Regions from separate parts of the Homo sapiens genome. Here region 2 is linked to region 1. A link is a loop called in an ENCODE intact Hi-C map of the cell type or tissue named here. Cell type or tissue: gastrocnemius medialis. All regions are shown on one strand. Links, peaks and the distances in the headings refer to the core of each region. The heading gives the core; the rest is flanking DNA. Region 1 overlaps CLEC16A (C-type lectin domain containing 16A). Region 2 overlaps LOC107984859 (a long non-coding RNA gene).

Evidence for each region. A loop is a pair of places that touch in the nucleus more often than their neighbours do. Peaks named below come from ENCODE experiments on the same cell type or tissue, not always from the same donor. Only the 100,000 strongest peaks of a DNase experiment are listed, where the experiment ranks them.
Region 2: a loop joins it to region 1, with 4 times the contacts of the local background. A loop is called at or near these places in 2 of 110 quality-filtered maps.

Annotation. Positions count from the first base shown.
Region 1 is chr16:11,136,092-11,152,210 of GRCh38, reverse strand. The region is part of intron 22 of CLEC16A (C-type lectin domain containing 16A); the gene reads right to left. Among named protein-coding and RNA genes, the nearest start is that of SOCS1, 110 kb to the left of the region's middle. RefSeq lists enhancers at 6,606-7,273, 10,328-10,906, 10,907-11,484, 11,485-12,063. In gastrocnemius medialis, for the core only: no CTCF peak of the experiment used is centred there; a DNase peak (open chromatin) is centred at 6,600; H3K27ac peaks cover 1,542 bases.
Region 2 is chr16:11,216,027-11,232,145 of GRCh38, reverse strand. LOC107984859 (a long non-coding RNA gene) reads right to left here. Exons shown (of 4, transcript XR_007064984.1): 3 at 8,022-8,045; 4 at 7,182-7,924. Among named protein-coding and RNA genes, the nearest start is that of SOCS1, 32 kb to the left of the region's middle. RefSeq lists a cis regulatory region at 476-772 and enhancers at 6,092-6,651, 7,082-7,161, 7,642-7,691. In gastrocnemius medialis, for the core only: no CTCF peak of the experiment used is centred there; a DNase peak (open chromatin) is centred at 7,795; H3K4me3 peaks cover 623 bases; H3K27ac peaks cover 1,692 bases.

The DNA of each region.
Region 1 (16,119 bases), core at 5,054-7,553:
CACTTTCTTTTAAAAGACAGCACTACATTTGAGATCGATGTTTTCCCCTGAAATGCAGGCTAAATTTATCCTTCCGCGCATCTTGCTCTCTGGTCTCTGTGCTAAGCTGGCCCTTGCTGTGCTGAGTTAGGCATCTGCTGTTCAATGCTGGTTCCTAGCCGGCAGTACTCAAGCACCTAGTTCTATCCTTTTGCTCATCACACACACAAAACCCCCTGGTTCTCTGAGAGATTCCTTTGCTGCCTCATTCTCTGTAGTTCCGTTAATTAAGCTCTCACTTCCCGGGTTCCTCACCCGTCTCCAGCTCTCAGAACTACCCTAAAAAGCTATCAAAAGTTGGCTCCATTTGAAAGGCTCCAGAGAGCCCCTTCCCCAGCCGGCCCCCGCCCCCCGAAAGTGGCTGAGTACTCATTACTTGATTGCCTTTTGCAACAGTGAGCTGGTGCAGGCTGCCATGAGCTTAACGGACTGAACTAAATCAGAGAAGTCGCTACTCTCTCCTGGGCTCCCTTGGCAAGCTGCCCTGTGAGTGAAATTGCACTGATTGATTTAATGCCTGAGGCCCAGAGGGCCCAGTATTTCTGAAATCTCTATTCATCTATACAGATGCAAGAGTACATGCCCCAAACAGACATTTTGAGCTACGGTTTCTACTTTGCTATTAACCCATAGACTCTCTCTCTTTTTGGCAGGAATGAGAAATAAAAAAGTGACTTGATAGAAACAATGCCTGTGCACATGCTGGCAGAGGCGCACACATATGTGCAGAGGACTTCAGCCTGGAGCACTGGGCAGGAGTCATCTGAGAGCCCAGGTGAATGAAGACAAGGGCCCAGGTGTGACCAGGTGGGCATCCCCCTACTCTGCTTTCTGGAAGGCAATTTGGCAAGGTGCCACCCAGAGCCTGACAAATGGACAGTCCCCCTGACTCTAAGGAATGGTTTCTGGAGGAATAATTGGAAATGTAGACCAAGATTTCTGAATAAGGATGTTTGTCATAGGGTGCTTCATAAGGTAGTAGAAACAACGTAAGTGGCCAGTATAAGCGGATTAAGTAAAATCTGGCAAATTCAGACTGTTTTGTGTTTCACTGTGTCCCCTTCAAATTCTTAGGTTGAAGTCCTAACCTCTAGTACCTCAGACTCAGAATGTGACCTCGTTTGGAAATGGGGTCATTTTACAGATGCAATTAGTTAAAATGAGGTCATTAGGTTTGGTCCTAATCCAATATGTCTGTGCCTCCTAAAAAATGAAAATTTGGACGCAGATTTTCACACAGGTAGAACATCACGTGAAGATGAAGGCAAGACTGGGGTGATACTTCTATGAGCCAAAAAGTAGCAAAGATTGCCAGCAAAACACCAGAAGCCAAGGAGGGAGGCCTGGACCAGAGTCCTCCTCACACCCCTCAGAGGAAACCAGCCCTGCCAATACCTTGATTTTGCACTTCTACCCTCCAGACCTGTGAGACAATCAATTTCTGCTGTTTATGCCACCCAGTTTGTGGGACTTTGTTATGGCCACCTCAGGAAACTAACACTCAGACAATGGACTATTATGCAGTCATCAAGAATGAAGTTTAGAAGAGGCATTTTACAGTACAGGGAAGTGCTTCTGACATGATGGCAATGTTGTGAAAACAAAACCTTGTGACTTGGCAGTTCTGCTTCTTGTACTGCACGTGCACACAGAGAGAGGTGTGCCCAAGGATGCCCACTGCAACGCTGCCCGGGATAGAAAAAGACTAGGATGACTGAATCACTCAGCCAAAGAAACGCAAGTAGCCAAGCTTTGGAATACTATGCAGCCGTGAAAAGGAATGTGTGAAATCTGTAAGTGCTAACACAGATTCCTGATTTACAGTGGTGTCTGAAAAGAGCAAGGTGCAGCAGGGTATACAGAATTATGATTTTATTTAAGGGAAGCCCAAACCTTAACACAATTACAGATCCATACTTAACTCCTTATCCTAAACCTCTGTGGCCAGATATGTCTTGGAATTTAGAATCTTTAGGAGGTAAAAGGCCATGTAGGGCACACATAGGTATTACGTTACACTGTCAGCTGGGTCGTGAGCAGCTAAAACCAAACACTGAATTTTTGCAGAAACGAAAACATAAACTCACAATTACTGGCATCAATGACTCTAATAAACCCGCCCATAAATACCTGAAGGCAGGTTTTGGTTTTGCCATCATACGAGTTAGGAAAAATATTTTGATTTTCAGAGCTGTTTGGGTTTCAGAATTGCAGAGAAGGGGTGGTGGCTCTGTTCTGTTCATCAGCTCTGGCACATGTATGAAATGCAACTGCACAGAGAAGGGTCTGGAAAAATAAAAATAAGGCAAATGATGACTGAGGAAGGGTGGTAACTGATGGGGTCTTAAGTCGCACCTGCAATGTTGCAATTTTTTTTTTTTTTTTAAGACAGTCTCACTTTGTCACCCAGGCTGGAGTGAACTGGTGTGATCTTGGCTCACTGCAACCTCTGCCTCCCAGGTTCAAGCCATTCTCATGTCTCAGCTTCCCAAGTAGCTGGGATTACCGGTGGGCACCATCATGCCCAGCTATTTATATTTTTAGTGGAGATGGGGTTTTGCCATGTTGCTCAGGCTGGTCTTGAACTCTTGAGCTCAGGCAATCTGCCTGCCTCAGCCTCCCAAAGTGTTGAGATTACAGGCATGAGCCACTGTGCCCAGCCTGATTTTTTCAAAAATCAACAATCAACTCATGTATTTTTTTTTTTAAATGAGAGAAAGAGACAAAACAGGGAAGACAGAAGTGGAAAATAAACAGAAATATTAACAATGCTTTCTTCTGGGTTGATAGGATTGTGATTTCTTCTTCCTGTAGCTTCTCAGTTTTCATTTATAATATTCTACGTTCATGTATTAATGCACAAAAATTAATACAACGGGTCTGCAGTAATAGCAAAACAGCTGACCGGTTCCATCCATTCCTGTTATCAGCTCATCCCCAGGGCCTCAGTGACCCCATGGGGTCAAGTCCCGCTGCCTGCCTGACTCACCACCACTGGTGACTTGTGCTCCGACAGCCCCACACCTCCCTGGCTGTGAAGCCTGGCCCCTCCCCTGGCCTCTGCTAACATACTGGCCACTTTGATTCACCATCTCTCTTTCTCCCTGTCCTTTATTTTTCTGCCCTCTTTGGCCTTTGATTGCTTTTTGGGAGTTTATCATATTGAACTTGTATCCCTTTCCGGGAAACTCTATTAGTTTTTTCTTCCCTTTCACAATTAATAAATAATCATGAGAGCCCTTCTATGGATAGAAGTACATCCTGCCTCCTACACAGAACTGCTGGAGCTTCTCTTTTGTGGCTCTTCTGGGCCTGAGCTGAAGCGCACATCACCTGTCACAGGAGGGAGAGCATTCTGGTGCATCGCTGTGCTCGGAGAAAGGGTGCCAGCCGTTGGCTCATTATTTGAACTGCTCCTGGTCCTACAAGATGGCTGTGCTTTCCTGGCCATACAGGGGATGGAGCACTGGCCTGGGAGTCTAAAGGCTGGAGTATGGACAGGGAAACGGAGGCGCATAATATAAGCTAAGATGGTGGGCTTTGGTGGCAGACAGACATGGGTTCAAGCCACAGCCCTGATGCTGACTGGCTGTGTAATGGAAATTGTAGCCTTGAGCCTCCATTTCCCTGGCATAATATGGGGGAAATAATCCCTATGTCATACATCATTGTGAGGATTAAGTGAGAAGAGTACACACAACCTTGCTTGGCACAGTGTCTGATATGCAGTAATTGCTCAATAAACAGTACCTGTATTGTCAAGTTCTAGTGCCTCCAGACCTCCTCCACCAGGAGGTGGAGGTTTCTACCATACAAAAAGGCCACAACTAGCCCTAACTACATCCAAGACATAACATGTGGCATTTGAGATGACATTTTTAAAAGTCATTGGCATGAGTTGGACGTGGTTGCCGGCATACCATCTAGCAGCACCAGGAAATAAGTTCCGGAACAACAAACAGGTACTGGTCACCTGTTTTCCATCTCAAATCCACAACACGAACTACTCACCGCACTTCTAATGTTCACAGCAGTGATTCTAATTCTTTCTTTCCCAGAAATCATGAATCTGAGGTCAGACCACAATCAACAGAGATTTCTGGAAAGGTATGAAATGCAAACTTATCTCATAATTTACAGGAAAGAAAAGGAAACAGGAGGCTATTTTACCAGTAAGAACAGAGTTTTTTTCTCAAAGTCAAAAAGAAATGGAAAAAAGGCACGTTTTAGGGAAGAGAAAGGGTGCCAGGTGAGTCTGGATTGCATCAAGGTTTCCAAATTATTCCGGAATGTGTTGCAGGTTCCAACTTCTTTTTTTACATTTGGACTGCTTTAAGGAAAATGTTACATACATTGAACTATTTTATGATCAAAATGGGACACAAATGAGATAATCTGGTCTTTATGTGCTGTCGGATGACAGCTTTGTGACAGTCTGACAAGTTGAGAGCTGTATTTTTTAATACAACAGTTTCATTGAGATAGAATTCACATACTGTACAATGAATCCATTTAAAGTGTACAATTCATGGACTTTAAGTGTATTCATAGAGTTGTGCAACCACCTCCACAATCAATTTAGAACATTTTCATCCCCTACCTAAGAAGTTCTGAGTAGAGCTTGCAGCAGGGGATTACAAACACTTTACTCCTAACCCTGCTCTGCAGAACAACCTGGAACCTCGCCTTCAGAGAACCTTGCCCTCCAGGTTCTGTCGGCCATTCTCTTGCACGTGGCTCAAAACATTTCATCTTCAAATCAGGCCCAAGTCCAAGAACTTTCCCTTTCCAAAGAATTCATTACAGGAAAATATCCCAGGTCAAATTCCTCCTTTTGTACTAATGATGCGAGTAGTCAGGGCCACGGCAGGGCATGCTGGGCTGAATATCTACCTGGGATACAGGACTGGGGTCTCAGCTCCCCTTATCTGGCCAGGGCGGAAATTGATGACAAAGGGGAATTCTGTGCCTAGCCAAACTGTTGCCAGGTGTCAAACGGGCAGCAACATATTCATTCCTTGGGGATTGGGCAGCCTGTGGGCTGAGACATCAATGCTCTCCTGTCTATGGCAGCCCCTGTCTGGGACACAAGGTTCTCGGCGCTCTTCCTCTACCTCCTCCTCCCAGGTCAACATCCTTTCCTCAGAGAAGCCTTCCCAGACACCTGGTCTGGGTCAGATCCCCTTACTGGACATTAACTCAGCATCTGCCAGTTCCCTGAGGGCACCAAACATGGTGGGAAGTTCTAGACTATCTAAGGTGTCCACAGTGCCCATGAGCTCCAAAGGGGCTGATGTGTTTTGTTTGACTAACCCCTGAGTCCCCAGTGAACAATGTTTAGCACACAGAAGGGGGGATTAAAGATCTGTTGGCTCCACCATCCATCCATCCCTCTCTCCCTCCCTCCCTCCCATCCGGCCATCCACCCATCCATTCCTGCACCTCTATCCATCTATCCACCCAGCAGCCACCTACCCATTTACCCATCTGCCAGTCCATCTATCTATCCAGGCTTCTATCTATCCCTGTACACCAATCAATCCACCTACCCATCCATCCCTCTCTACCCATCCATCAATCCCTCTACATCCATCCATCCCCTCTCCCTCCACCTCCATCCTTCTATACCCATCCATCCTTCTACACCCATCCCTCCCTCCCTCCCTCTACATCCATTCATCCATCTACCCCTTTACCCATTTATCCATCCTCTATATTCATCTATTTATTCATTCATCCCTCTATATCCAAATATCCATCCATCGATCCATTTATCCAGTACTTACCAAGCACTACCTATATGTCTGGTATAGCCCAGGACTTGGAAATTCAGCTGTAAACAAAACACAGTGCCTGTTTTCCTGGAGCTTACAGTTTGATAATGGGATGGGACAGGGCAGGGCCAGTCAAGGAGTAGAAAATGTCAGGAGAGGTTGAGTGCTCTGAAGGAATGAGCAAGGTAGAGACCCCTGGAGTGCTGGGAGTGGGGACAGGGTTGCCACTATATAGAATATCTGGCAAGACCTTCTGAGATGGTGAGGTCTGAAGAATGATCTGAAGGAAGCAAGGACAGAGCCACATAGGTACCCAGGGCGACTTCTCCAAACAGAGGCCACCCAGGTCAGGGCCCTCCAAATAGGAGCATACCTAGCAAGGTCAAGGCTGCGGAGAGGCCCCTTAAGTTGCCTTGAAGTGGGCCAAGGGGACCATGGCGGGGGTGAGGTTAGTGTCAGGAAGTGCAGAGGGACCAAACTGTGTAAAACGTGGGGCTACCGTGAGGACTTTGGCTTTCATCTGAGTGATGGGAGCCAGCGAAGAATCTAAGTAGAGGAGACACTTGACCCGACTCACACCCTGAAAGGATCTTTGGTGCTAAGAATGGACCATAGAGGGCAAGGAGAGCAACAGTGGGGCTGAGTTTAAAGCCACCGGCCCAGGCTTGGCCAAGGTCAGGAGTCAGCACACAATGCCCTGCGGGCCAAATCCAGCCACCTGCTGTCCTGCCAGGGAAGACTGATGGGGGCACAGCCCCACCCACTTGGTAACGTATGCTCTACAGCTGCTTTGGCTGCAATGGGAGAGGCTTGTTGCGACAGAGACCATATGGCCCTAAAAGCCTGACTCTCTGCTGCTTAAAGAAGTTACCCAGCCCTTTGCCCAGGAGACAGGTGTGGTGGTGAGAGGTCCTTGTCATGACTGCATCTCCCAGGTAGAGCTGACAGGCTTGGGGAGGGACTGGATGCAGGAGTGGGAGAGGCCGCGGATGACATTGGCTTTGGTCCTGGACTAATGGGTGGATTTGGGCTCCAGCTGTGTGACTCAAGGAAGTGTTGTTGGCTGCCTCTTCCTTCCAGCTAAGTGTGGGTCATCGGGCCCCACGGGTAGCCCGCCCTAAGGCCGGCCCCATCAGTGACTGTTTTCCCGCTCCAAGGGCTGTGTGTGGTCGGAGTAGAGTGGGACCTTCGCCCTCTGCTTGAAGCCCATCAGCTATTCCCTGGGCCCTCCAACCAAGTCCAGGACAGGTAATCGGGAGCAGGGGCCATTCCCACGTGGCTTTATCTCCTGCTGACCCCTATCCTCAGGCTGCCTGCAGGACCCATGTGCACATGGTGGTTTTCACAGCCCGCTCATTCCCCCTGCCGGGATGCACCACGTGAAACCTAGCTCATCCTTTAAGACTTCCTTCCAGAGCCTTCCCTGCTCTAGGTCTGGTACAAAAGTGAGTTAGCCCCAGGACACCATGAACTCCATGAGGGCAGGGCCATCCAGAACCCATTTCCCAGTTCTTAGCACAGCCGTCCCCCAAGGCATGACAAGCTTTGTGGAATTGGCCTCTCCTGAAACTGGCCCCAGCGCACAAAACATCCCACTCCTATACCCAGAATCCCTCCTACCCCAAGCACGCTAGAGCCACTGCTCCTACAGAAGAGAATGTCACCAACGGCCCTCTCTTCACTGTGACTTAACTGGGTTAGGCCTGGATGTTGGGCTTTTCTAAAAGCTTTCAAGGTGATTTTAAAAATGCACAGCTAGGGCCGAGGACCACAGGGCTGGCCTGGCTCAGGCGTGGGCCTCAAGCTGGGGAAGATCCTACAGGCATGAGGGCTCCGTACTTCCAAAAGAACCATGCCTCTGGGCACCTAGGCACTGTTAGGGCTGCCTGTAGGTCCCTCTCAGCTGAGGGGAGGGTGGCTTTTCTTTGCCATTGTGAGGTTCCAGTTGAGTGGCTTCCTGATCATCTAGTTGGCTGTCCCACAGAAGTTGTGGAGGTACAGGACGGAGAATGAACACAGCTGTCTGCCTGGAGGAGCAAAGAGCTGACCCAAGGGCTATGCTGAGCTGAGCAGGCCTCGTCACCCCTGGCAACAGGAGACTGAGGCCGCTGTCCAGCTGCAGGCTGCAGGGACGCCCCAAGAGGATGGATGTTCACTCAGCTCCTTGCTCTCCTGGGATAGCATGATTTGCTCATTTGGGTGCAGTTCCCTACCAAGTTTCAGAGATGTATTCACTCTAAGGTGGATAAGGTAGCTTGGGAGATGACCAGCCTAGTAGTATTCTGAGAAAGTGCCGAGCGACAGGGCTAGGAGGCACTCTCAAGGCAAGGTTCTGGGTTTGCAGATTTAAGGTCAATGACTTAGAATTATCCTCCAATGGGCTTGATAATTATGGGGTTCTGATCCTTCTGGCAGGCCTCTGAGCCTTATCAGTAACAACACAGGATAGGGAATAAGAATAAAAAATGAGAACACAGAGCAGGAGGCCAGGGTCAGGCCAAGCCAGGATAGGACACTGGCTTTGCTGTGCACTAGCTGTGCAACTCCAGGTAAGTTACTTAACCACCCTGAGCCTCAGAAAACCTCAACTGCAAAATGAACATATGCCTACCTTTCCCCAGGGAGGTTCTGACGATGAGCTAATGCATGAATGGAAGATGCCTTTAACAGCTTCAAGTGCAGAAGGTGTCACATCGATGGGGACCCAGGGGAGCCTACTCTGCTCTCACCCTGGGCGCCCCTGCACATGCTATTCCCTATCCTGTCTGCTCTGAGGAACACTCCCACGATCTGCTGGACGGCAGATGCAGCTGACAGCAGTAGCTTCACTTAAGCCCTTTGTTTTAGGTTAAATGAAGGTTGCCAGGTAGAGGTTGCTAGGGGGAGGGTGCTAAGGGAAACTGCTATATAAGTGGCATGGTTTTTACAAGCGGCTGTGGCTTTCCCACCCAGCCTGCTGCCACTGGACTGACCCTGTACATTAAGTCCTTGATGAACCCTATGTCTCATTTGCTGGCACCAGGTCTCTTCTTCAGCCTCTGGAACCTGGTGCCATCCCTACTGAGGTCAAACGAGGACTGGCATGATATCTGCCCACTCACCTGCTCAAAGATGTCTTCCCCATCCCTACTAGACCAGCCAGGCTCTGTATTATAAATGCATTAGTAATGGGTGTTATTAGTTGAATGCTGTCTGTCACTCTCACAAGACTGCAAGCTCACCAGGTCACCAACCCCAAGCACAGGGCGTGGCACACAGTAGGTGCTCAATAAATGTTTACTGGATAGGCCGGGCACAGTGGGTCATGCCTGTAATCCCTGCACTTTGGGAGGCCAAGGCCGGGTGGATCACCTGAAGTCAGAAGTTCGAGACCAGCCTGGCCAACATGGTGAAACTCCATTTCTACTAAAAATACAAAAATTAGCTAGGCGTGGTGGCAGGCGCCTGTAATCTCAGCTACTTGGAAGGCTGAGGCAGGAGAATCACTTGAACCAGGGGGGCGGAGGTTGCAGTGAGCTGAGATTGTGCCACTGCACTCCAGCCTGGGTGATAGAGCAAGACTCTGTCTCCAAAAAAATAAAAAAGTTTACTGGAAAAAGGAATGAATAAAAAGACAAGCCACTGCTTTCCTCAGAAGCCTACCTCTGTAGATCCATGAAGACAATAAGCTAAAGAAGTCCCAAACTCACATCACTGAAGGGCTTAACTACACTCTTGGCCAGACCCAGAACCTTCCAGAAAGATTCTAAATTTGCTCCTGACCAGCAGACCTTAAATCTCCACTGCAGAGGCTCCTGTGCCTGGGCTGCACCAGTGTGTACCACTGCAGGTCAGTGCCTTATTATGATTTTTAAAAGAGTTCTAGCTCAGAGCCAGCCGGGGCTGTGAAAAGCAGGAGAAAAAGCTGTTGACACATCACACCTATCGGGCAAATGCCACTCGGCTCATGAAGCCTAGACAGCTGCTTAGTGCCAAGGGCCAAGCACAGGCACCTCCAGGCCTGCTTGATCACAGCGCTCTGACAGGCGTGCCCAGGAGCCACGCATGTGAGGCTGCAAGTATGATCACAGTGCCCCCAGCTTCCAACTACAGCTCCCCCAGGGCAAGGCCAAGAATTTTGTCAGGTTCCCGGGCCCTGAGGAGGATCCCTGGACACTGGACTGAGCAGACTGTGGGGGTCCGATGGCCTAGCAGTGGGTTTCAGCAACACCACCTACCACTGAGTGACTTCGGGCAAGTTACCTCACCTCTCTGGGCCTCAGCCTCCTCCCCCGGTAAGTAGGGAGAGTAACCATACCTGCCTCCCTGCTGTGAACCTGGGCTGTGGAGATACTTAGCCCAGTGCTGGCAGCTCGATGAGTCTCACAGAATGCTCTGTCAGACATCCCCAGTGCCCGAGTCATTTAAACCTTTCAACCTCAGGACAGTGTGGGGGCCAAGTGCAAAGCACACTACTGCTTCCTGTTGTGTGACCTGCGCTGGTCAGCTCACCTCTCAAGCCTCTCCCACCTCACTACGCTCTGCGGTTACTGAGATCACAAATGGGAAATGCTTTGCCTGTCCCAAGCTGCTACACGATGTGCAGAGGCAGCGCCGTTCTCAGGAGCAGATCTGTCATAACCAGGCACGCTGTCCCCACCGCCATCACTGACCATGCTAGCCAAGGGCACCTCCCACATCCCAGACCGTCCCTCACCCAGCTGCCCTGGTTTCTGGTGGGACCCCAGTGGCCCCGCACTGCTGTCTCCAATCCACTTCCCACACGGTACGTGCAAGGAGCTTGGACAGACATGCGTCAGGTCCAGCCACTTCCCTGCTTCGCGGCCCCGAGGCCACCCAGAGCACGCAGAATGAAACTCACATGTCTCCTTGCACCCCTCCAGATCCCCCACGGTCCCCGACAACCCAGTGCCCCCCACACCCCGTGCTCTGGCGGCATGAACCCTCTGGGTGACTTGCCCTGTTGAGGCCCCCACCACTTCAGGTATCCCCCTGGCCCCATGGTCATCCTTTTCCATGTCTGCCTCCTGTGAGTGAGCTGTCCTCTGCACGGGGGCCTAGGACGGGTTGCAGGAGGCACTTGGTGTGCACTGGCTGGAAGAAGGAACCATGCCAGAGATGGTGACTTCCATGGTGGCTCCAACAGGGCAGGTGCTCAGAACTCTACCTGCCTGGTGCTGTCCATATGGCTGGCAGAGCCCAAAAGCACTGGCTAGAATACTTGGGAGGACCCTACGGAAAAGCCTGGAGGAGCCAGGCCAACTGCTCTGCAAGTGACTCCAGCCAGGGCCATGAAGCTGGGAGTGCTGGCTTGCCACCCCTGAGCTTGCGACCTTGGGCAGGCAGCTCTATCCGTCTGAGCCCTGGCTCCCTCCTCAACAGCAGTGGCCATTATGACACTACGATAACGTGAAGCACTCACATGTAAAATGCTGGCCCAGCTAAGCTCCTGCTGTGTGAGGCAGGTCCTATCATCAGCCCCATTTGAAAGAAGGGGACACAGAGGCTCAGGAGCTTCACAGAACTTCCTGACATCACATAGTTGTCTAGGGGTAGGTGTGGATTTGAACCTGGGGGGTCTGGCTCCAGGGTGTGTGGCCCTAGCCTCTTGATTGCAATGGCTTCCTCGGCAGGGCTGTGGCACAGTTTAAACAACACAATGGCTTACACCTGGGCACAGCAGGTGCACTGATGATGGTGGCTTTCAAGCTGCTCAAGTCCGGCAGCTTGAGCAAGCCTTTCAGGTGCTTCGTGTTGGGTCAGCACAAAGGGCCACTCTGTGGGACATGGTGGGGACAGGAGGACAGGCCAGATTCTGCATTTGTTCTTTGCTGGATGTGGAGAGAGGGCAGGATGGGAAAGCCATGGCCTCCACCAGGCCAAGCACTGCTTTGAGATGCTAGACCACTGTGCTGAGCCCGTGGACATTTCCCTTGGGCTTCATGCTGGAAATCTGGCCAAAAAAAGAACGTTTTTCTCCCCAAATGCCCAAGACTTTGTAAATGTCAACTATTTCAGAGCATTTTCCGGGTTACTAAGAGCGGTGGTGGGGGTTTTTGAGGAAGGCTCATTCCATCCACACTGACTCTTCCTGCCACCCAGCCATCCGTGAGGTTCAACAGGACATCCGTGAGCCAGGAGGCTGGAGTGTGCCTGGAACCCAGCACCGGAGACCCAGCTGTGGGCCGGTGAGGTCATCGTGCTCAGAAAGCCACAACAAAGGGGCACGTAGGTTACCCCAGAAGCTCTGCAGAGCCTTCAAATCAACTTAGCAGGAAGAGAAAGAACAAAGGACAAGAGATAACTTTTGTTCTCAGGAAGCCGGTAGAAGAGGTAGAAGAAGCAGGCACCCTCTCCAGGGATGAACTTTGAGACTCCGGGCAGGGGACCTTGCTTTCTGACTCTTGCTTGCCCCAGCTATAAAAGTAGGACTAATAACTTTATACAGTATTTACATACTTATCTCCTTATTTTGTGTAAAGCACCTAGCCCAGTGCCTAGCACATAGTTGGCATTCAATAAATAGGATTTTTATCCTGGGACCTTAAATAAGTCTGTAAGGCTAGAAGTAGACCACATATGCCATGAGCCTGAATTTTACCAGCTAGCAAATATTTTCAGAGGAGTCACTGCACTTCACAGTCCAAACTTTGCAGTTCATACAGTTGAAGCATCTGCTCCCCAAATCACGCTGTGAATTTCTCACCCTCAACATGGAAACTGAGGCGGCGACTTTCAAGGACTGAGCTCACAGCAGGGAGTGACAGAGACAGTAAAACAATCCAGCAGCCAGGCTGATGGGTTTTGGAATGTGTTTTTGTGATTACTCTGAGGCTTCAGCAAGCAGGCTGTGTAAGTGTGAAGAGATGTTGCAAAACAGCCATTCCTATCACACTGGGATAATATTGACTTTTGGCCCTTTGGGAATTTGAGATGTTAAAAAAAATAATACTGTGTGTGTTTTTGGAGAAAAGCATATTTATACTAAATGCCATGGCTGGACAGCTGCAAATAAAGAAAACTGTATTTTAGTCATGGGATTCTGGTTATAGAGAGAAAAGAAGTGTAGAAAGCTGTAACCTCAGCAGAGGTGCCAGGAGGTGGGAACAGAACCCACTGGTGTCTCCATCATGCCAAGCTTGGAGGTTCTGTCTGAGATGACAAGCCAAGCTATGAGTGGGCCACCCCGGAGACCCCCACCAGTTCCTGGGGACCCTTCTAGTCACCACAACTCCCGAAGGCCTTCTGGACAGAACAAGACCCACAAGACACACAAGGACTGTTGGGTCAGAAGTTGGGATCATCGAGATGCCCTTGCTAGCTAAATGCACAGAGAACATTCGGGGAGGGAAACCAAGCCTTCTTAAGATTTTGCCTTAAGCTAGCTCTGTGGCTTCCCACTCCCTCAGTCAAATTGGTCACCAAATCCTGTTAGTTTCTCAGCGTAGCTATTTCTGTTTTCACTTCATGGTTATTTACCCTGAGGAAACCCTTGCGCAAGGGCACTTGGAGATGCCTATTTGTTAAAGGACAAAAAATTGGCCACCACCTAAACATCCATCAGTAGGGGACTGGCTCAATGAACAGTGGTTTGACCAGATGATCGCAGCAGTCAAAATCGAATGAGGGTGCGCCTGCGAACTAAAATGAAAAACACTCCAGGATACGCTGTTGAGTGAAAACAGTGGTCATTTAGGTTTTTTGAAACAAGCAATATAATCCTATAGTACAAGTAAGTGGCAAATGGCCAGAGAAAGGTAAGGAAGGCCGCACCCCAGCCTGTGGGACTTTTCTCATCCGCCCACGGGCATCACCTGACGCACAGCTGTGAGCATGCAGTGAAGGGGCCAGAATGTGTCTTGTGGCCTTCCCACTCCACCCTTCTCCTCTGCCCTTCCCAACTCCAGTCAGTTAAAACCCAAGTCCATTTTGCCACCCATGTCCCCTGATCTGTCTTAGAACCTTCAATGGCTTCCTGCTGCTTCTAGGATAAAATTCGAACCATGGGGCAAGCTCACAAAGCGCTTTGCTATCGGGCCCTGCTGAGCTTCCCAGCTCTCTGTTCATCCCTACCCTGCAGCCACACCTTTGCATGTGCCAAGCCAGAAGCACCACAGAGCCCACTAGCTGGCAAGACTTGCTCACAGTCCCTCCCCCTGACCCCAGGCTTCTCTGTAAGCCCTGTGCAGTGTTTATTTGATTCATCAAGGGCCTTAGTAAACGCTTGCTCAGCCAACCTTCCTTTTCCTGACCCTCGTCAACATGTTTGTCATGTCACTTCCTTGGAATTGTAAAAGTTCCTTTAAAAAATGCCAATTCTTTCCCTACCCCAATTCTTCTCCACCAGGCGGTCCCGTACCCTGGCCCCCAGGAGCTGCCGTGCTTTGAAGAGGCCATCAGCAGCATGAAGGAAACGGCCACGTGGAAAATCAAATGGCTTCTGCCTGTCTCTGAGGCACCATTATTGCTGCATCTCTGCCTTTTGATTCAGTTGGTTTTTCCCATTCTTAGTGGGTCCTCACGAACTAACTCTCCTTCCCACCAACTGTGCACTCGGCAATACTGCTTATTTGCATTTCCCTTTTTTTTGAGAGGGAGTCTCGCTCTGTTACCCAGGCTGGAGTGCAGTGGTGCGACCTTGGTTCACTGCAACCTCCACCTGCCAGGTCCAAGCAATTCTCCTGCCTCAGCCTCCTGAGTAGCTGGGACTACAGGCACACACCACCACGCCCGGCTACTTTTTGTATTTTTAGTAGAGATGGGATTTCACCATGTTGGCATTTCACTTTTTTTTTTTTTTTTTTTTTTTTAGATGGAGTCTCGCTCTGTCACCCAGCTAGTCTGGAACTCCTGACCTCAGGTGATCCACTCGCCTCGGCCTCCCAAAGTGCTGGGATTAAAGGTGTGAGCCACCACGCCCAGCTGGCATTTCATTTTCTTGGATCCCAAAGGCACTCTAATTCTTGGGAAGTGGTTCCCAAACCTTGTTCCAGGGGATTGTCTTTGAGCTAGTCAGAGAGATTTTAAGGCAAAAATCAAATCAAGATGGACTTTTATCAACTTACATACAGAATTAAGGGCTAGGAATTTTTCGTTTCTCGGTTTTCTGCCATAAAGGGGCCTTCACACCTTGGCATCTCCTATCACTTGTCTGTTAATGAGAACTTGCGGTTGATAAAACAAATGATTCAGAAGCAAAGAAAAAAAACACCAACAGAAAAGGCTTAGGATGTTTCCTTGGGTGATTTTATGGACTTTTCCTTTAGATACAGACTTGAGACACAGATGCAAGTCATGCTCTCTGATGACTTCTGTACTCTTGGTTCACACGATGGAGTAGAATACAGCAAGAATATGTGGGGTTCCCAAAGCTCACCTGATTTCCAGGTGTTCTGCCTCTGAATATGCTTCAGAACGGAGGGCATGGCGGTTCACGGAGTGGAAACCAGGGAGCCCTGGCTGGCCACTTGTGAGCTGGTAACACTGGGCACTGAGGAATGACACTAGCTTCCCAGAGCTGTTGTGAGGCTCCGGGGGACTGCCTGGCTCAGATGGGCGCAGTGCCAATGATGGCAGTCAGCACCCCAGGGGACAGGATGTGTGCTGGGCTGGAGGCCCAATTTGTGCTCTTCTCCAGCCCTGGCTCAGCCTCTGAGAGCTGTGGGGCCTCAGGCAGATTACAGGATCTCTTCTGTGTGAGGAGGAAAATTCTGCCTGCTCTATTACACCCCGGTGTTTTACCAACGCCCAGGGAAAGTCTTTGTGAAAGAGCAACTCTGTGCCACTGCAGCATGTCTTTGTAATTGACAGCAGAAGGACTACTGCATTCGTAATTTTGTTCGTGCTAATTGATTAATGTGTAGAAAAGGAACCTATTTTCTGGGGTCCCAAGGCTCAGCCCTTAACTAACAACAACAACAACAACAACAACAACAAAATGGCAAGAGCAGTTAACCTTTGCTGCACGTTTTATATGGGTCAGGCATTGTTCTGGGCACTTAGGTGAATGAACTCATTTTATGTCACAAGAGCCTAATGAGGTGACACTTGTATCCCATTTTTTGTTTTTCGGTTGTGGTACACATAACAGAATCTACCATCTGAGCCATTAGTAAGAGTACAGTTCAGTTCTTAAGTCCACTCACATTGTCGAGCATCATCCCTGTTTCTTATATGAATAAACTGAGATCCAACAAGGTGAACCAAATGGGTCAAGGCCACCTAACAATTTTCCCGTGGAGGTGGAAGGCTGGGACTTGGGCCCATACTCTTTGGCTTGTGCTGGGTGCTTTCATTCTGCTGCTTC
Region 2 (16,119 bases), core at 6,340-8,839, 79 kb before region 1:
TCTGCCCACCTCAGCCTCCCAAAGTGCTGGGATTATGGGCGTGAGCCAGTGTGCCCGGCTGGAACCAGAAATTCTTTACTCCTGTCCTGTGAAGTCAGGGAATGTGTCTTTCATCTTTCTAGAGCAGGGTTTCTTGACCTTGGCTCTATTCACATTCAGAGCCTGGTATGGGAGGCTGCACTGTGCACTTTAGGACGCTTAGTGGCATCCCTGGCCTCTACCCACTAGATACCAGTAGTACCCACCCCTACAGCGATTTGTAACACTGAAAATGTCTCCAGACATGCCCAGATGTTCCCTGCATGGCAAAACCCTGATTTAGATTCAGCGCCTGACACATAGTAGTTGCTCAATAATTAGCAGGTCTTCAACCAGCAGGTCTGGTTCATTTTCACACCCTACCACCTGGCATCCGAGGGGTGCCAAGGGGTAAGTTGGGAGGCCATTTACCCTCCAATCTTTATCAACACCCATCATAAATATACTATCTAAATAAAACCTGTGCTGGAGGCTTAGAGTTTGAGGACAGCAAAGTGAATTGGGGTGGGTCAGTCCTGAAACAAGGAGGGAAGGGAAAGGCCACGTGCCTGTCAGGGAGACGCCCCTGGCCCCATCCCCCTGCTTGCTTCCTGGAAGCTGGCAGCCTGCTTTCTCTGCAGTCAGGAGGTCACAGGGATCCTCTCAGACGACGCTTCCGATGCTGGCTTTGGGATCTTACAAGGACAGCCAGATCCCAACAAGCCTCCCCTGTCCACACGTCCTGCCACAGACATGGAGCTTCCAAGGGTCTTCATTTCCCAGTATCTTTTTCAGTTCCCTGCTCTTCAATACGAACGTGCAATGGAGGGTCACTGAAACCTTGAGGGCAGCTTGTAAAATGAAAGTCAAAGACCGAAACCAAGAGAGGAAAAAAACTCCAAAAAAACAGAGCCAGGTGGGGAGAAACAAAAGTCTTCGAGAAAATAAGGAAGCTTCAGAGAAATAAAATATATTGCATTCATATAAGAAGAATAAGATGCTGTGAAAAGGAACACTCAGAATAAGAGAATAAGAAAGAACTAGAGGCTGGGCACAATGGCTCACGCCTGTAATCCCAGCACTTTGGGAGGCCGAGGCAGGGGGATCACGAGGTCAGGAGATTGAGACCATCTTGGCTAACACGGTGAAACCCCACCTGTACTAAAAATACAAAAAATTAGCCGGACGTGATGGTGGGTGCCTGTAGTCCCAGCTACTCGGGAGTCACATTATTATTATCATTGTCATCCAACTCGATGTGCTTCTTTCTAGCCAAATGACCTTGGGACAATTCCTTCACCAATTTGAGTTTGTATTTCCCCATCTATGAGATGGGGAGACATTATCCCCAAGAAGGATCAGAATAGGGCTGAAATGAAATAAAAATAGCAGCTGGGTGCGGTGGCTCACGCCTGTAATCCCAGCCCTTTGGGAGGCCTAGGCAGATGGATCACTTGAGGTCAGGAGTTCGAGACCAGCCTGGCTAACATGGCGAAACCCCTTCTCTACTAAAAATACAAAAATTAGCCGGGCATGGTGGCAGGTGCCTGTAATCCCAGCTACTCGGGAGGCTGAGGCAGGAGAATCGCTTGAACCTGGGAGGCGGAGGTTGCAGTGAGCTGAGATTGCACCGTTGCACTCCAGCCTGGGCAACAGAGCGAGACTCTGCCTCAAATAAGTAAGTAAGCAAGTAAGTAAATGAATAAATAAAAGTTAAAATAGCCCCCTTTGAAGGACCCTCCTGCGTCTGTCCCCCACTTTAATACCTAAGTCTGAATCACCCCTGGCTCTTAGGCCTATCCATGAGGAGCCCAGAGCAGAGGCTCAGGGAGGGTTTGTGGGCCTGATTCAACTCTGACCTCTGAGCTGTGAAGGACACTGTCCTTCCCAGGGCTGGTCCTGCCACTCAGGACTCCTTCCTCTCACCTGCTTCCTCCTCAGAAAGGCCTTTGTCCACTTGACTGTCCCTTGGTCCTGCTCCAGGCCTCCAGGGCTCTCCCAGTACGATGTTGCCATCAGACAACACATGAGGCTTTGCAGAGATGCCAACAGGAAGGGCCCTCTGGCATCTGGCCCAGGATCAGGCCTTACCTGGCAGATCCAGAAGCAGAGACCTTAAAAGGGCCAAGGCAGGTGCTGTGCAGAGTCCTGGCTCTGCAGCTCAAGGCGGCTCCACATCAGAGTCCCACCACGGCTCCTTCTGCCGTGCCAATGGGAGCCAGTTCACTTCTTGAGCTCTTGCGTCGCAGCTGAAAAATGGGAATAACACTGGCATTTATCCTATAGGGGCATATACATTGTTCATTTATTCAACAAACATTCACTGAACATTTATTATATGACAGGCATTCTTCCTGGCTCTGGGCTGTTGGCAGTGAATAAAACAGACCAAATCCTCTGCCCTTGAGGAACGTATGGTCTAGCAGGGAGAGAGGCAAACTCTAGCCAACAAACCTGTTAAACAGTACGTGGGCTGGGCACGGAGGCTCACCCCCATCATCCCAGCACTTGGGAGGTGGAGGTGGGAGGATTGCTTGAGCCCAGGAGTTTGAGACCAACCTGGGTAACACAGCAAGGCTCCGTTTGTACAAAAATTATTTTAAAAATTAGCTGGGTGTGGTGGTGTGCGCCTGTGGTCCCAACTACTCTGGAAGCTGAGGTGGGAGGATTGCTTGAGTTGGAGAGGCTGAGGCTGCAGTGAGCCAAGATCATGCCACTGCACTCCAGCCTGGGTGATGGAGCAAGAACCTGTCTCAAAAACAAAACAAGCAAAAGCAAAAAACTAACAAACAAAAAATCAGTATGTCAGAGGGAAGTAAAGTAAAGCAGGCAGTGGCGGGTGGGGTGTGGCTAGGAGGTGCCAGGTGTGGGTTGGTATTTTATTATGATGGCTAGGGAAGCCTTCTCCAAGAAGCTGGGAGCTGGAAGGGATGAGCAAGCTGCCCATCTGGACGTAGAGCCTTTCAGGCAGGTGGAAGAGCAGGTGCCAAGGGCCTGAGGTAGGACTGTTCCCAGTGTGTTCAAAGAAAGGTCAGTGTGGCTGCTGCAGCATGCGTGAGGGGTGAGAAGTCAGAGGTGAGGATGGAGAGGTGAGGAGTAGAATCAGATCACGCACAGACCATGGGTCCTGGAAAGGAGCGAGGCTTTGAGGCAGAGTAGGACGGGAGTGTCCTGAGCACAGAAGATTTTAAATGAGATGGTGCATGCACGACCATCTGCAGTGTGCCTGGCGCGGAGCAGGTGCTCCCTAATTGCTGGCTGTTACTATTACTGTTGCTGCTGTTGTTATTATTGAGAGACTAAGAAGCACATTGGAAACCATGAAAACCCAGAGATGCAAATTTTAATTGCCAGAGAGAGATTTTTCAACATTTTCAATGTGCTGTCATGAAGTATGAACCATGCAAATGTAGGTTTGACTACTTCGTTTTGTGGAAGAGCCACCTACGGCTAAGAGAGGTTAGAAGACTTACCTGATGTTGCACAGTGACAAAGGGTGGAGTCCAATTCACCAGAACCCAGGTCTGTCTCCTGAATCCAGGATCGTGACTGCTGGTTTGGCCGTGGGGGCTGAGAGGCCTTGGTACAGTGGGCAGACGGGAGGTCCCTGTATATGAAGGGCAGAAGCTTGGGGCTGCACCTGGGACCCTCCAACATCATTGGGAGAAAAGCCTGGAGCTCTCAAGCTCTGACCTGGCACAGTCAGGCAGACACGGCTCACAAAGACCAAAATAACCAGAGGCATCATTAAGGATGTCTTCGGGGTCAAGTAAAAGGAATCCTGATGTAAACCGGCTTAAAGAATCTGGAAATGGGCCAAGCATGTGCGGCTCACACCTGTAATCCCAGCACTTTGGGAGGTTTAGGCAGGAGGATCGTTGAGGCCAGGAGTTCAAGACCAGCCTAGGCAACATAGTGAGACCGTGTCTCTACTTTAAAAAATATTTTTTTAAAAAGGATCTGGAAATGGGCCAGGTGTGGTGGCTCACATCCGTAATCCTAGTGCTTTGGGAGGCCAGAGTGGGAGGATTACTTGAGGACAGGAGATCGAGGCTATAGTGAGCTATGATCACACCACTGCACTCCAGCCTGGATGATAGAACAAGACCCCATCTCTTAAAAAAAAAAAAAAAGGAAGAATCTGGACATGTAATATCTTGTTCAATAGGAAATCCAAGTTCATTTTCCTTCCATCTTTCAGCTGATATCTCGCTGTTGGTTTTATCTGAGGTCAGTCCTAAGAGGGCCAGTGAAGTTTCAGCCACCACATCAGGAAGAACAGAAAACCATGTCTCTCCCTGGGGCTTCCCTTAGGAGCAAGGAAAGCTTTCTTCATGTCTCATTGGCCAGAATTGAGTTACCTGCCCATTGTTGAAAGTCAGTGACCTAGCCGGGCGCGGTGGCTCACACCTGTAATCCCAGCACTTTGGGAGGCCGAGGTGGGCGGATCACCTGAGGTCAGGAGTTCAAGACCAGCCTGACCAACATGGAGAAATCCCGTCTCTACTAAAAATACAAAAAAAATTAGCCAGGCATGGTGGTGCCTGCCTGTAATCCCAGCTACTCAGGAGGCTGAGGCGGGAGAATTGCTTGAACCTGGGAGGCGGAGGTTGCGGTGAGCCGAGATCGCGCCATTGCACTCCAGCCTGGGCAACAAGAGCAAAACTCTGTCTCAAAAAAAAAAAAAAAAAAAAGAAAAGAAAGTCAGTGACCAGGAACTGGAAGTTTTTTTTGAGACAGGGTCTCACTCTGTCTCCCAGGCTGGAGTACATTAGAGTGATCACAGTTCACTGCAGCCTCGACCTCTCAGACTCAAGCAATCCTCCCACCTCAGCCTCCCAGATAGCTGGGATACAGGGAAGCACCACCACACCCGGTTAATTTTTTATTTTTTGTAGAGACAGGGTCTCACCATGATGTCCAGGCTGGTCTCAAACTCCTGGGCTCAAGACGTCCTCCCGTCTCAGCCTCCCAAAGTGTTGGGATTACAGGTGTGAGCCACCTTGATTGGCCTGGAACTTAATTGACAAGGGATGATTGTTGGGGAGTTCATCAGAGTGATTGAAAAACCAGCCCTGCCAGGCGCAGTGGCTCACGCCTGTAATCTCAACACTTTGGAAGGCTGTGGTGAGCAATTCATTTGAAGACAGAAGTTCGAGACCAGCCTGGCCAACATGGTGAAACCCTGCCTCTACTAAAAATACAAAAATTAGCCAGGCGTGGTGGCAGGCACCCGTAGTCCCAGCTACTTGGGAGGCTGAGGAAGGAGAATAGATTGAACCCGGGAGGTGGAGGTTGCAGTGAGCTTACGACAATGCACTCCAGCCTGGGTGACAAAGCAAGACTGTTTCAAAAAAAAAAAAAAAAAAAAGAAAGAAAGAAAAGAAAAAGAAAAACCATTCCTAACTCTTCATCCCTCCCTGTGTCCCTGCCCTTGGCAGTGTGACTTTGCTACTTCTCCCATCAAGAAGTTGAGTCTAGATCCCCATCCCTAGAATTGGGCTGCTTTGGCCAATAGGATGAAATGAAGGGATGAAGTGACGCGGTGATGTGCTAGATCTCAGCCTAGGCCTCAAGACACCTGTGGCTTCCACTTGCTCCCTCTGGACTCTGCCAACACCGGGAGAACAAGCCCGACCTCTCAGACTCAAGCAATCCTCCCACCTCAGCCTCCTAGATAGCTGGGATACAGGCAAGTGCCACCACAGGCTGTTGGATGATGAAAGTCACATGGAGCAAGAGGAACCCTTCTCAAGCCCTGTACTCTGTGCCCCAGGACCTTAGCATGTGCTGACCGTGCCCTCTGGACTGCTCTGGCTCATCTCCCGTGACTTAAGGCCACTGTTCTGTTTGGAGACTCAGCTCAGGCAACCCTCTCCCAAGAGGCTTTGCAGAACCATCCCCGGCCCCAGCCTGGGTCGAGGGCCTCCAGGGTTTCCTGTAGCCCAGTTTGTGTCACTCTGCTTTGTGACTCTCTATTCTTCAGTCCAGCTGCCTCATTCACAGATATGGAAACTGAGGCCCAGAGAGGGGAAGTGACTTGCCCAAGGTCACCCAGCTGAGGGCCGTGTTCGCTGCTCCTCCAGCAGGTTTTGTTCTTTCCTTTCCTCAGCATCTCAACCCACGAGAGCCTGGATGTGGCGGTCCCATGGCGGGAGAGGGGGCCTGTGCCCCCACCAGGTGCCCAGTCTCGAGTCAGGATGAGACTCCTGGAGGGTCCCCTGGGAGTCTCCACTGGCAGCACCCCCTCCCCACATCCCCGCAAGGTGGGCATGAGCAGCATTCCCTCTTCAGATGAGGATGTGAGGCTCAGAGGGAAGAGGCGGGCCCGGTCACGTGGCCATGGAAGGATGGGGGGATCTGATCCCAGACCTTTCTACAGCCTGCATTTGGCCTTCTCCATGGCTTTGGGGCAGAGCCAGGGCCGGCCACCACGGAGAGGAGCAGACAGAAACCCAGGGCGGGCAACGGGGAGGTCTCAGGCTGGATGGTGGGGAACCACCGAGGCAGGAAGACGCAGAGCAGAAAGTGAAAGGAACCAGAGGCCTAGAATAGCTGCGGGTGACAGAGCCAGGGGACTACAGACGCTGCCAATAAGAGAAACCAGGCGGCCCACGGAGGGGCGGGGCACCCACTCCTCAGAGAGGCGGCCCCTAGCTGAGGAGGCCCATGGCCAGGTCCCTGCTAACCCGGGCAGCCCCCGCTTGGCTTGGCAGCCTGGGTGGATGCCCAAACTGTGGGAATGGAATTGGGGTGAAGGGCTGTCTTGGGGCAGAGAGGGGCCCACTTCTAACTTTAGGCCGACCTCTGCATCATTTGGATCAATCACCATGAGCTTATAAGATCTGGGACCTGCAAAGCTCATCAAACAGTGCAGCTGGTGAAGCGGGGGCCGTGCCGTGAAGACAAGCCTGTTGGTTAACATCTCCTAGTGGCTGTCGATGTCTGTCTCCGGTGGCAGTTCCCTGCTGTGGTTATGCTGCAGGCTCCAGAGCCAGGCGGCTGGGGTTCAATCCGGGCTTGGCCTCTTGCTGGCTGTGTGACCTTGGGCAAGTCACTTCACTTCTCTGGGCCTCTGTGACTAATATCACTGACTTCACGGGGGTGTCCTGAGGATTAGCTGAATGAGTATAAGTGAAGCACATGGAACAGCTCAGAGAAAGTGCCTCATAAACAGCTTTTATTATCCACTGTCTCCATACACTGTATAGACACACACACACACACACACACACACACACGGGGAAAGTCCCTCCAGGATGTGCACAGGGACTCTTTTTTTTTGTTCACTTCTGTGTCTTCAGGGCCTAGAACAGTGGCTGGCACACAGCGGGTGCTCAATAAATGTTTGTGGAATGGAAGGAGCAGGGGAAGGAGGCGGGGAGGGAAGGAAGGGATGGGAGCGAACAGAAAGTCGGCTATTGCCCAGCGTGGGGCATTGATTCTGTTGCTGTGTTTCATTCCCCTATCACATTGCCATGCACCGCTTTGGTTAATTGAAAAACACTTGTCTTCAAGGAGAGCCAGCAACAGAGCAGGGAGGTGGCTTGCAAGCTGTGATGGTCTTTCAGTTCAGGCTGGCCCCAAGACACCCCCACCATGGCCTGCTAAGATCCCCAGAGACCCCCCTCTCCCGGGCCAGGGCCGGCGGTGGCAGCTGTGCGGCGTGTGGGCAGCTAGAGAGGTGACAGGAAGCTCAGCAGGACAGGCTGTTCCCAGCCTACCAAGAACCTCGAGGCGAGAGGACAGGCTGTTCAGGGCTGAGATCTGCATGCTCCCAGCCCCTCCCGCCCAGGGGAAGTGTCACCAGCATCCAGGGCGGGGACCTCTGCCCTGGCCTGGAGATCTTGTTGCTCTTCTGATCTCTGTGAGGAACTCGGCCCGCTTGCTTTCCAGGAACTGCCTCCTGCAACCGGCGGGCAGATGGTTCACAGGGAAGGCCCGGGGGCCCAGCCCTGCCTACCTCGCACCCTGCGCTGGGCTGCTTCGGACATGCCACTCACCTCTCTGGGCCTCAGCTTCCCCACCTGCAAAACAGAGAAAATAGGGCACCACATGTAGGCATACTGTGAAGATTCAGAGCAAAGTTCAACTTTTTTTGTTTTACCATTAATTACTTTATTTATTTATTTTTATTTATTTATTTTCCTGAGATGGAGTCTCACCTGTCCCCCAGGCTGGAGTGCAGTGGCGTCATCTTGGCTCACTGCAACCTCCACCTCCAGGGTTCAAACCATTCTCCTGCCTCAGCCTCCCGAGTAGCTGAAATTACAGGTGCATGCCAACACGCCTGGCTAATTTTTGTATTTTTAGTAGAGATGGGGTTTCACCATGTTGGCCAGGCTGGTCTCGAACTCCTGACCTCAGGTGATCTGCCCGCTTCGGCCTCCCAAAGTGCTGGGATTACAGGCATGAGCCACTGCACCCAGCCCCATTAATTACTTTAAAACAAATGGTGGCATCTAGGCACAGTGGCTCATGCCTGTAATCCTAGAATTTCGCAAGGCTGAGGTGGAAGAATTGCTTCAGGTCAGGAGTTTGAGACCAGCCTAGTCAACGTGGTGAAACCCCATCTCTACTAAAAATACAATAATTAGCTGGGTGTGGTGGCACACACCTGTAATTCCAGCTACTCGGGAGGCTGAGGCATGAAAATAGCTTGAACCTGGGAGGCAGAGGTTGCAGTGAGCTGAGATCATGCCACTGCACTTAAGTCTGGGTGACAGAGTGAGAATCTGTCTCCAAAAAAGAAAGAAAGAAAGAAAAAGGTGGTAAAATACACATCACATAAAAATCACCAATTTAAAGTACAGTTAGGTAGCATTTAGTACGTTCACAGTGTTATATAACCATCAGTCTAGTTCCAGAATGTTTTCCCCACCCTAAAATACAACCCCATATTCATAGCAGTCACCCGCCCAACCGCCCTTGTCCCAGCCCCTGGTAAACCCTAATCTATCTTTCTTTCTTTCTTTCTTTCTTTCTTTCTTTCTTTCTTTCTTTCTTTCTTTCTTTCTTTCTTTCTTTCTTTTTCTCTTTCTTTCTTTTTCTTTCCTTTCTTTCTTTCTTTCTTTTTCTTTCTTTCTTTCCTTTCTTTCTTTTCTTTCTTTTTCTTTTCTTTCTTTCTTTCTTTTCTTTGTTTCTTTCTTTCTTTCTTTCTTTCTTCCTTCCTTCCTTCTTTCCTTCCTTCCTTAATTCCTTCCTTCCTTCCTTCCTTCCTTCTCTCTCTCTCTCTCTTTCTTTTTTTGAGACAGATTCTCGCTTTGTCGCCCAGGCTGGAATGCAGTGGCGCCGTCTCAGCTCACTGCAAGCTCCATCTCCCAGGTTCACGCCATTCTCCTGCCTCAGCCTCCCGAGTAGCTGGGACTAAAGGGGCCCGTCACCACGCCCGGCTAATTTTTTGTATTTTTTAGTAGAGACGGGGTTTCACCGTGTTAGCCAGGATGGTCTCGATCTCCTGACCTTGTGATCCACCCGCCTTGGCCTCCCAAAGTGCTGGGATTACAGGCGTGAGCCACCGTGCCCGGCCAACCCTAATCCACTTTCTTCTTCTGTGGATTTGCCTATTCTGGACATTTCATATAAATGGAATCATACAGTAAGTGGCCTTTTGTGTCTGACTTCTTTCACTCAACATATTTTCAAGTTCATCCACTTTATGTAGCATGAATCAGTCTTTTATTACCATGATTCCTACAATCCATTCATTACTTTAAAAAAAAAAAAAAGGACTTCAAAAAGTGTTTATCGGCTGGGTACAGGGGCTCATGCCTGTAATCCCAGCACTTTGGGAGGCCAAGGCAGGAGGGTCGCTTGAGTCTAGGAGTTTCAGACCAACCTGGGTAATATAGCAAGACCCTGTTTCTACTAAAAATACAAAAATTAACCAGGTATGGTGGTGCATGCCTGTAGTCCCAGCTACCAGGGAGGCTGAGGTTGGAGGATCGTTTGAGCACAGGAGTTTGAGGCTGCAGTGGCCTACGATGGTGCCACTGCATTCCAGTCTGGGTGACAGAGGGAGACTCTGTGTCATAAAAAAGTGTTTATCAAGGGAAAACACAATCACTTACATGCACGCATCTGAGTGTCCAACTTGGTGAGTTCTGACATAGTTTTATGCCCACAGAGGCACCACCCAGACTGAGGTCCAGGGCGTCTCTAGCACGGTCCCTCAGACCCTCCCCACCTCCTGGCCAGAGGCAGCCCCTCCTCTGACTTTTGACACTATTGATGAGTTTAGCCTGTTGCTTCAGATGAGTGAAAGTGGACAGTGGGGATGTTTTCTAGCTCATCTCATTCCCTCAACGCCATGTCTGTGAGTTTCATTCACATCGTGTACGGCAGGAGTTTGTTCTTTTGCATTGCTGAGTGGTATTCCACTGCATGGCTGTTTCACACTTTATTTTTATTGTATTTTACTTTTTTATTGAGAAGGAGTCTCACTCTGTCATCACCCAGGCTGGAGTGCAGTGGTGCAATCTCAGCTCACTGCAGCCTCCACCTCCCGGGTTCAAGTGATTCTCCTGCCTCAGCCGCCTGAGTAGCTGGGATTACAGGCACCCGCCACCACACCTGGCTAATTTTTGTATTTTTAGTAGAGACAGGGTTTCCCCATGTTGGCCAGGCTGGTCTCGAACTCCTGGCCTCAAGTGATCCCCCTGTCTTAGCCTCCCAAAGTGCTGGGATTACAGGCGTGAGCCACTGCGCCCGGCTCCTCTTTCACACTTTATTTCTCCATGACCCTGTTGGTGGACATTGGATTTGTCTCCCCTTGGGGGCTATCCTGAGCCATGCTGCATGTGCAGGCCTGTGGTGGGCAGGTGCCTCGTTTCTCCAGGTTTTTGCCCAGGACTGGGATTGCTGGGTATAGGGTATGTGTATGGTTAGCTTTTGTGGACACCGTTCATATTTCAGATGGGTTGAATGACTTCCATTGCCCATAGTGGCACCTGAGAGTCGCTGGGCTTCCCCATCCTGAACAACACTCCGTACGGCCAGCCCTGCTGATTTTCATCCTCCTCTTGAGGGCCACTGTCACTTCTTTAGATGAAGTAAATATAATGATGAGAGAAAATAGCAACATAAATAGCCAGAGTTGATAATAATAGGTGGCTAATGCCTTCCACCACCCCAAGCCCTGGGCCAAGCACTCACATCACAACCATCCTAGGAAGTCCAGTGATTACCCCCCATTTTACCCCCATTTACCAAGGCACAGGCAGGGCATGGTGGCTTATGCCTGTAATCCCAGCACTTTGTCAGTCTGAGGTGGGAGGATCACCTGAGCCCAGGAGTTGGAGACCAGCCTGGGCAACATAGTGAGACTCCGTCTCTACTAAAAATAATTTTTAAAATTAGCTGTTGTGCACCCTTAGTCCCAGCTACTCAGGAGGCTGAGGCAAAAGGATGGCTTGAGCCCAGGAGGTCAAGGCTGCAGTGAGTTATGATTGTGCCACTGCACTCCAGCCTGGGCAACAGAATGAAATCCTATCTCAAAAACAAAACAAAACAAAACAAAACAAAACAAAACAAAACAAAACAAAACACCGAACAGAAACTGAAGCACAGAAGAAGGGGTCTCATGGGCTGCCAAGGTCACACACCCAGCAGAAGGAGCTTAGTCTCGAGTTGAAAAACCTCAGCCCACCTGGACCCCGGCCCCGACTCTGCCCTGACACAGGGCCCAGCAGGCTGTGGTTTGGGGATTTCTCAAAAGGACCTTCTGGAGCTCTATATGAGAAGCATAGATGGAGAATCCGACTCTCATCCTGCAGCCCCTCTCACACTCACCACACACCCATACACACTCAAGCATACACACACTCACACAAATGCATTCACACACATGCTACGCCCAAACACATTACACCCTCGCAAACACACACCATACATCTCATACACCACACACTCTTATACAATATACATATGCCATGCATTCTCACACACACGCTTACACACTTCCACACTCGCACAAATACCCCGCATGCATATATTCACATGTTATCACACACCTACTATGAACATACACCACACATTCCCTTACACTCAGCCTTTAGAAAGCACAAACTAGTCTGGAACACTTCTATACAAAAGGCAGTGGCAGGCTGGGTGCAGTGGCTCATGCCTGTAATCCCAGCACTTTGGGAGGTTAAGTTAGGAGGATCACTTGAGGTCAGGAGTTCAAGACCAGCCTGGCCAACATGGCGAAACCCCATCTCTATTAAAAATACAAAAATTAGCCAGGCGTGGTGGTGCACCCCTGTTATCCTAGCTATTCAGGAGGCTGAGGCAGGAGAATCGCTTGAACTTCAGAGGCGGAGGTTGCAGTGAGCTGAGATCATGCCACTGCACTCCAGCCAGGGCGACAGAGTGAGACTCCGTCTCAAAAAAAAGAAAAAAAAAAAAAGGCAGTGACAGGCAAGGGGACATTACTTCAAAGCTAATTCCCCCATTCCTGCTCCCTCCTGTATTAAAATCTAAGAAGGGTCCTATGGAAAATATCCCCCAGTGGGCAGCACTGGTGACTTCTGGGGGGCTGGGGATGTTCCACCAACAGCCCCACCAAGTCTGTAGTGCTTGTTACCCCGTGTCAGCCTGGGTACTGGCAGCCTTCTCTGGATTATCTCTCTTGACTGTCATCATGATGGGTCCGGTCCAAGATAGGATGTTATCCCCATTTTGCAGAGGAGGAAGTTGAGGCCCAGAGCAGGAAGTCACTCGGTCTAAGGCTCTTGCTCAATGTTGCATTTACAGAGAGAGGCTGCATTTGCCTCTTTGCTTTCATATCTGTCCTCTTGCTCAACTCTGTATGGTGAGAAGCAACATATCCTAGGCCTCCTTGCCAATTGACTCTCTACTGAGTTAAACAAATGGGAAGCCTGGCGGGAGGCTGAAGAGTGAGAGGAAGGGATAAACATGGTATTTCTCCCTCTCTCTGCTTCAAGTGGCATATTTGCAGCAGCAGGGACTTCTTTGTGGCTCCAGCATCCCTGGCAAAGTCTAGCCTTTGGAATGGTTCAGTTGCCATTCCTGCATTTCAGATGGCCCCAGCTCCTGGGCTCTGGTAATACAGGGTCCTCCGGTTTTCCCTCTTGCACTCCGGGTGGTACTGGCTTCCTGCTGATGCTCATCTCTGGTAGTCTCATCATTCATGTATCCATTTCCCTCTGTTTGAAATACCTGATGTGGTTTCTGTTTCCCTGAGTGGACCCTAATGGACATGCACCAAGGCAGGGATTTGAACCCAGATCCTGTGACTCCTGAGACTCAAGTGTAATCATTCTGTGACACTGTCTCTTAGTTGAGCCTTCCCTTGAAATTGTCTCCAGCTCCAGAGATTGCCCCATGTACATGTGTCTCTCACCTCCCTTTTGTCTAATAGAGCTGAGTTGCAATACCACTTATCACCAGTAGGGAGAAACCCATTCGGTGGCAAGTGCTCTGGCAGAATTTCATGTTTAGAAAGCTTTCCTCCTAACTTGTTCCTCAGTTGGATCAGAAAGCAAAAGTAAATTTAAATTTAAAAGAAAGGTCTCCTCCTACTAAAGGGAGTAATAGCTTCATTTGTTTGTTAACCAGCAGGGTAGTTAACTGTAAGACCATCTGGCCAGTTGAGATCCTCAATGAACAGAATTCTCAGCAACAGTGGAGAGTTTACACATTCCTCCCTGCCTACACAACACTGGCAGGAAGAATGGATGCACAGTTTTCCAGCGGTTTTTGCCAAAAATAGCTCCCAGAGGACCCAGGCATGGAACTTCTGATCTATTTCAGTGTATTCTTTGGGTCTAGAAATTTCTTATGGCTGAGCTGGAAAGTTCGACACAATGAGTTGTTTCCCTCTTTCAGCAAGCAACCCATGTAGGAGGGTGGGTCTGGAGCCAGAAAGACCCAAGTTAGCATCCAGGTCTTTCAGTCACCTGCTGTGATGCCTTGGGCAAGTTGCTGAACCTCTCTGAGCTCTGTTCCTCTTCTCTGTAAAATGGGGTTGATAATACTTGCCCTGCAAGATTCTTGGGAGAATTAAATGAGCTAAAGTGTATAAATGCTTGCTATACATTAAAAAAAATTGCTCATATCCTTTATTCTAGTTTTTTATGGTTTATTTCTGTTCCATGAAGACTAAGGCCTCAGCTGGGGAGGGGGTCACTCAAAATGTCTGGAGACTACTTCACTCACATGTCTGGTGGCTTTGTTGGCATGACTTGAAGGGTGGGTGTCACCATCACTGGGGACAGTGACTGATGTGCTGACATGTGGCCTCTTCAAGTGTCTTGGTCTTCCTTTCAGCATGGCAGCCTGAAGGAGTCAGACCTCTTAAGTTGCAGGTAAAGGCTCCAAGAACAAGTCTTCCAGCAAACAAGATGGAACTGTATGACCTTTTATGACCAAGTCTCAGACATCCCACGGCATTACTTCTGTAATACTCTCCTGGTTGAATTCATCAAAAGCCCACTCAGTTTCAAGGGGAGGAGATATAGATTCCATTTCCTTTTTTCTTTTTCTTTCTTTCTTTCTTTTTTCTTCTTTTTTTTTTTTTTTTTTTTTGACAGGGTCTGGCTCACCCAGGCTGGAGTGCAGTGACATGATCTTAGCTCACTGCAACTTCCTTCTCCTGGGTTTAAATGATCCTCCCACCTCAGCCTCCTGAGTAGCTAGGACTGCAGGTATGTGCCACCACGACCAGCTAATTTTTGTATTTTTGGTAGAGATGGGGCTTCACCATGTGGCCCAGGCTAGTCTCAAACTCCTAAGCTCAAGCAACCCACCTGCCTCGACCTCCCAAAGTGTTGGTGTAACACCTGGCGTAGACCCCACTTCTTAATCCAAGAAGTGGCAAAGACTTCACAGCTGTGTTTTCAAAGCACCACCCCTTTCGACTAGGCCAGTCCATCCCAGAGTATCACCCCATCAGATACGGGAAATAATGCCTCTGCAAATCAGATGGTCACTGCAGCCCTGATGGTAACAGCAAATGATCAGGAAAAACCCAAAGGTCCATCAATAGTGGGCTGGGTAAATACATCATGATGTTCCCACACAGTGGAATACTATGCAGTTTAAAAAATAGGCTGGGTGCAGTGGCTCACGCCTGGAATCCCAATATTTTTTGGGAGGCTGAGACAGGAGGAGCACTTGGGCTCAGGAGGTCGAGACCAGCCTGGGCAATATAGTGGGGCCCCATCTCTACAAAACATTTTTTGAAAATAATTAGCCAGGCATGGTGGTATGCACCTGTAGTCCCAGCTACTTGGGAGGCTGAGGTGGGAGGATCGCTTGAGTCTGGGAGGTTGAGGCTGCAGTGAGTTGTGATCGTGCCACTGTACTCCAGCCTGGGTGACAGAGTGAGACCCTAGCTCATATAAATGAATAAATAAATAAATAAATAAAAAACAAACAAGGTTATTCTGTGTATATTGATATAGAACCATTCTGAATGCTATTGTGCAGTGAAAAAAGGCAAGGTGCAGGACACTGTGTGTGCTAGGCAGCCTCCAGATGACCCACAATGATTCTCACCTCTTGGGGCCTAATGTTGTCCTCTCCCACATTAACTAAGGCTGTGTAATTAGGAGGATACAGTGGAAACATGTCTTCCAAGGCTAGGTCATAAATAATATTGCAGCTTCCACTCTGTCCTGTCTTGGACCACTTGCCCTGACAGAAGCCAGCTGCCATGTTGTGAGGACACTCAAGCAGCCCTATTGAGACATCTATGTGGTGAGGAGCTGAGACCTCCTGCCAAAAGCCACATAATGAGCCATCCAGAAAGTAGAGCCTCCAGCCCCAGTTGAGCCTTCAGATGACAGCAGCCCTGGCCAACTGCTTGACCACAGCCTCACGTGACACTGAGCCAGAATCACCCAGCTGAGTTGCTCCCAAATTCCTGCCCCTCAGAAACTGTGAGATAAAAAAGGTTTATTCATATTTCAAGCTGCCAAATTTTGGGCCTAACTTGCTATGCAGCAATAGCAATAGATAATGAATACAGTATGTACATGGATTCGTCCATTCTGACATTGCTATAAAGAAATACTAAAGACTGAGTAATTCATAAAGAAAAGAGGTTTAGTTGGTTCACAGTTCTGCAGGCTGTACAGG